Regions from separate parts of the Homo sapiens genome. Here region 1 is linked to region 2. Evidence: chromatin loops called from intact Hi-C (ENCODE). Cell type or tissue: PC-3. All regions are shown on one strand. Each heading gives the region's core, and the rest is flanking DNA. Links, peaks and the distances in the headings are about the cores only.

The links. Hi-C counts contacts between places; a loop is a spot of excess contacts. Peaks named below come from ENCODE experiments on the same cell type or tissue, not always from the same donor. Only the 100,000 strongest peaks of a DNase experiment are listed, where the experiment ranks them.
Region 1: a loop joins it to region 2, with 10 times the contacts of the local background. A loop is called at or near these places in 1 of 110 quality-filtered maps.

The regions. Positions count from the first base shown.
Region 1 is chr14:89,246,408-89,249,224 of GRCh38, forward strand. The region is part of intron 4 of FOXN3 (forkhead box N3); the gene reads right to left. Among named protein-coding and RNA genes, the nearest start is that of FOXN3-AS3, 100 kb to the right of the region's middle. In PC-3, for the core only: no CTCF peak of the experiment used is centred there; a DNase peak (open chromatin) is centred at 1,384.
Region 2 is chr14:89,326,043-89,328,859 of GRCh38, forward strand. All of the region lies in intron 3 of FOXN3 (forkhead box N3), which reads right to left. Among named protein-coding and RNA genes, the nearest start is that of FOXN3-AS3, 23 kb to the right of the region's middle. In PC-3, for the core only: no CTCF peak of the experiment used is centred there; no DNase peak of the experiment used is centred there; H3K27ac peaks cover 503 bases.

The DNA.
Region 1 (2,817 bases), core at 9-2,508, 80 kb before region 2:
CATGGTTTTCACAGGCTCCGAGTTCTGAGAGCCACAATGAAGAGTAATTCTACAGAGTGGGCAGAGAATCTCATCTGAGTGCCCGCCCCACCCAGCGCCCACACCTCCTTTCTCATCTTATTTGCAGGATGCGGCTTTTTTTTTTTTTTTTTTGAGACAGTCTCACTCTGTTGCCAGGCTGGAGTTCAGGGGCGTGGTCTCGGCTCACTGCAACCTCTGCCTCCTGGGTTCAAGCAATTCTCTGCCCCAGCCTCCCAAGTAGCTGGGATTACAGGCATCCGCCACCACGCCTGGCTAATTTTTTGTATTTTTTAGTCGAGACGGGGTTTCACCATCTTAGCCAGGCTGGTCTTGAACTCCTGACCTTGTGATCCACCCGCCTCAGCCTCCCAAAGTGCTGGGATTACAAGCGTGAGCCACTGTGCCCAGCCGGATGCGGCTTTATGGCTGAAGAAAAGAGAGCATGACAAGACGGTTAGAAAAGTTCAGATCTGGATTACTAAGAAAATCTAATTAAATGAATAATAACCCCTCCCTCAATTCATCCCTCCAATCTGGGCAACAGGAGAAAGAGACTTCCCTTCCTCCCTTCTCTCCCTCTTTCCTTTCTTTCTTCCATCAAACATTCATCCACCCAATAGTCAGTCTGTTGATCCATCCATCCATCCACCCACCCACCCAATAGTCAGTCTGTCCATCCATCTGAACACCCGTCCGTCCATTCATCCATCCATCCCTCCATCTCATAATTTTTCAAAATTCTCCTGTGCAAAAACAGTGATACAAATAAAATACTTTCTGTAAATTGCAAAGTGTAACACAAAGCTTAAGCATAATTATTGTATAAAACATGACAATTATCCTTTTTCCCTCTCTTCTCCATCCCTAGCTTAAAACCAGTCAAAGGTTATTACATACCCAAGCCTGGGGACTAAGAAAATTTTGACCAATAAAACTGGGTTGCTAGTGGAGCTTTCTGGAACCTGGGAGAGCTATGAAAGGCCAGGGAAGTATTAGTAGATTTTAAACTTAACCTTACTTCTAGGCTCAATTAAATAGATAATTTATTATGCTTCTACTATAGGCCAGAATTATGATAAGGGGACAGGAAAGGATGTCTAGTGCAAGGTCTTGAGTCTCTAAGACAAGACCTTGGACTAGAGGTCTAGTGCACAGTCAACTATATCTCACCACTGCTACCACCATAGTCTCGGTCAAATCATGATCACCCTCATCTAGGCTATGACTATAGCCTTGTAACTGGATTCCACACATAACCCCTGTTCCCTGTCAACCTACTCTGTTCTCCACCCTGCAGAGTCATCTTTATAAAAAGTACACCAGATTTGGTTTTGCCCTTCCTCAAAACCTTCCAGTGGCTTCCCATCACAATTAGAATAAAATCCAGTCTCTTCTTCATGACTTACAGTGATCTGGCCTCTGCTAATCATTCCCAATTCCTGTCCTACCACTGTTTGTCTTGCTCATTCCTCAAACATTGCTGTTCTTTCAACAAGCCGTGTTTGTTCCTACCATCTTTGCACCTGCCCTCTGCCTAGAAAGCTCTTCTCCTCCATGGTGGCACAATTGCACCTTCTCATCATTTTGGAATCGATATCAATTCTTCAAAGGGCCTTCCCTGGCCACTTTACCTAAAATAACACCTTCCTCCTGCTCCAACCCCTCTACCTTCACCTTACTTTTTTCTTCTGTCTGGCGCTTAGCTGGACCTGAGGTCACATTACATATATGATTCTCTACTTGTTTGCTTTCTGTCTTCCCACTACACTATAAAATGCCACAAGCGCAAAGACTTTATCACTTAGCCACCACTGTCTCTAGGGGCCTAATCCAGCGACTGATATAAAATACGCAGTTTACAAATATGTGAACTGATCATTTCAGTTTTAGTTCCACCTTCCATACTTTTGCATCTTAGTATTGTCTCACTTTCCACCAACAGGAGCAAATGATTTATAAAAAATGCCCAGCAGAATAATTTTGTGACTTCATTATTAATACTCTCCCCATCCCTGTCTACTCTCTTCCCTAGGGACTGGCTTTAGTCAAATTCAGCTTTAAGCTGACATGGGCCAGAGACCCTGAAAATGTAAAAGCTGCTGTATTTACAGAAATGATGCCCTGGGGGGAAAAGTCAGAGTTTAAGGATTTCTTCTGGAAGAAAAGATAAGTGCATGCCTACGTGTGCTGTGCTACGTGAGGCAGTGGAAAACTGCCTGCTTTCACTTGGTGGGGAACAGTCTGAGGCATGAAATCGACTTTACCCATAGGAATAAAATTAGAACTTCCTCCGCTATAGACATGATTTTGATTTGAAGTAAAATGAAAAGGCAAAAACTTCAATTAAGTAAATCTCAAGAGCAAATGATCCAAGAAACAGGTGAATTTTTTTAAAGCCATTCTAATGGTTTAAACAGCTTATTCAAGTGGAATACTTTAAAATGTCAGGAATTCAACCTCTTGATTTAAGAGCTCTGGAATTCAAGTGCTTCAAATTGAGAAAATAATACACAAGTAAATGGTTGTAATTTCTTGTTTGTGCATCCTGGCATTATACCCTCCACGTATACAAGCCTGTGCCTGCACAAACCAGGCTACTTGAATGCCAAACATCATTCCTGGGTTGAAATTATAAAGAAAGCTCTTGCTTTAAAATTATAAACAAGGTATAAAATAAGTATTTCAGGGGCTCATTCAAATCAAGTCTCTTGAGAGTCTGGACACAACAGATACACTGTACTCACTAAAGCTTGCCAACAGTGGAAAGGAACATTCTAGAAATTCCTGCAGAGCTAC
Region 2 (2,817 bases), core at 301-2,800:
CTTTTATCAATGATGTAAAGCAAAACTATTGTATCTCATGCGTTCTCATTCAACAAACGTTTACTCAACAGCTACCAAGCGCCAGGCACTGTGTGGGCTCTGGAGCTAAGTAAAGAACAAACCTACCATGTCCCTGCCCTCCCAGAGCACACACCTTCTTTTATAGGTGCTGTCAAAGAAAATAGCTTTCCTAAGGCAGAAGCCTTTACATATTCTATCTATACCCAATTCCAACTCTCTGGATGCTTAAGAAAATATTAAACATGAGGAATGAATAAGACACAAGTATATTTTCAACCCCAGGAACTGTACAGAATTTTAATTTTGCTTCATGTGCTGCTTTGAGAAGGACAATGATCAAATCAAACTCTTCTTGAATCAAAAGCATCCCTTCACCAAGGCTACTTTAATACTCGGCAGAATCCACAATCCTCTGGCTGCCCGGGAAGTCATCAAGAGTGGTGCACACACTCACAGGCGCACTGGACTTTAGTCAAAAGTAATGAATTTTGTGATAGAAAATTGATCTCTCCTGTTCCCATAAAGCAGGCTCTGTCGAGAGAGCAAACAAACAGGGCTGTAATAATTAATTGAAAAGAAAGAGTCTAATTAAATTTTTATATTAGTGTACATAATGGCCAGAAATAGTAAACATTGCTGTCAAAAAAAAAGAATCAGAGCTGTAAAACCACTAAAAGCTCTATGACTCTTCAGACAACCAGCAACCACTTACCACTATTCAATGCAAACACAGCTTCATCTTATTTTCTAGCCCATGGTAAGTGGCATAAAGTAGGAAGAATAGAGAACCATGAAATATTTAGCCACTACAACTCGGTACAATTCAACAACTATTTATTGAGTGCTTCCCGTGCCTGACATTGTGATCCATCTATCCCGCCAACATTTCCCGGGTACGTAATATGCACACACACACATGCTCACACACGCACCACCCAACCCAGCTGTGGGGTCTTTGCTGGTGATTAGATGCAATCATTGGCTCCAAGAGATGAGTCCAATTCTGAAAGAGAAAAAGCACATGTACACATAGGACCACAACATGAGGCCATAATTGCCAAGTATCATCTAGGTGGTCCGGGAAACTTATTATGACATGCAGTGAGAGATCATATAATGTTTCCTTAGAAAAGGTGAGATTTATATACAAAGCAACTGAAATATGAAGAAGTACACTAAGGAGAGAAGAATGCTCCAAATATTTATCTACCATTATTATATGATGTGCTTAACGACTACAGATCTTATCCCTGACTGGGTGCCCCTTGCTAGGAGCTTGGCTGCTGCCATCTTTGGGGTTACCAGCCCTGGAATGCTGAGGATGGTGCTTACAGAATTTAAAAGTGACAAGTATGCGACAAGGTTTAAACTGGGCAGGAAACTGACCTACAGCTTCAAGAGCAAAAGGAATGGATAATTTTAACCTAATGGATTTATACAAATCCACAAGTGGACAGAAGGATAATGGTAAAAGGCACCTCTACCCGCCAAAAGCCCTATGAAAGTTGATGAGGCTATTTACAGATGGTATCTTTCTTCTGGAACTTCAGGGCAAGACATCTGTTTAGTCTTTCAGACTACTAGTTTACCCCTCAGATGGGGCCTCAAAGTGTTGCTAGGCTTCTGACCATACCAGAGTTGCCCAAGTCTCCCCAAAGGCACAAATGAGCAGGGAAGCCACTTTAAAAACTTACAATAAATCCTCCTCACAAAGGCTGGCTAATCTCGAAGTTTCCAGTCTTTAAACATTATAATAAGCAGAGGCTACCAGAATCAGAAGGAACGTTAGAGATGATCTAGCCCAACCACCTCATTTTATAAACCTAGGGAGGGAAGTCCATTAAGATGAAGTGACTCAGGTTTACAGGAATTAGCACACAGCTAATCAGGGCCAGTGTCAACACTAAAAACCCAGGTTTTCAGACTCCCAAATAGCATTCTCCCAGACCACAGGCTAATGCCTTCCAAAATGTCACCACTGTGTTTCAGTACTTCAATACTTGGGAAGAGCTTCAAAACAGCCAGGATCGTTAAACTACAGCACTTTTGTACAGATGACCGAAAGCAAGTCTCATGTTACATTAGATTTGTTTACAAGTCCATCTTTCTAACTGGAGGTGTACGCTCTGATGACAGGAAACCTGGCTCAGTCATCAAGGATCCCAAGTAACCCGCACAAAGCATGGCACACAGGAGTTCCAGCAGCCCTAGATGAATGGGCGAAGAGACATTCCCACCAGCAGCCCTGGATGAATGGGCAAAGAGACATTCCCAACAGCAGCCCTGGATGAATGGGGGAAGAGACATTCCCACCAGCAGCCCTGGATGAATGGGTGAAGAGACATTCCCAACAGCAGCCCTGGGTGAATGGGTAAAGAGACATTCCCAACAGCAGCCCTGGTTGAATGGGTGAAGAGACATTCCCAACAGCAGCCCTGGGTGAATGGTTAAAGAGACATTCCCAACAGCAGCCCTGGATGAATGGGGGAAGAGACATTCCCACCAGCAGCACTGGATGAATAGGAGAAGAGACATTCCCACCAGCAGCACTGGATGAATAGGAGAAGAGACATTCCCACCAGCAGCACTAGATGAATGGGCAAAGACACATTCCCACTAGCACAGCCTCAAAGGGAAACGGAGGCTTGGCTTTTTGGAGGATGGCCCTTAGGAATCCATCTGGGGCTCCAGAACAGGTAATTACATCACAGATAATTCCATGATCTCAAATAACTGACACCACGACAAGGGTAGAGCTTGACAGGTGATAACAAGATAAAGAGCAGGTACCATCCT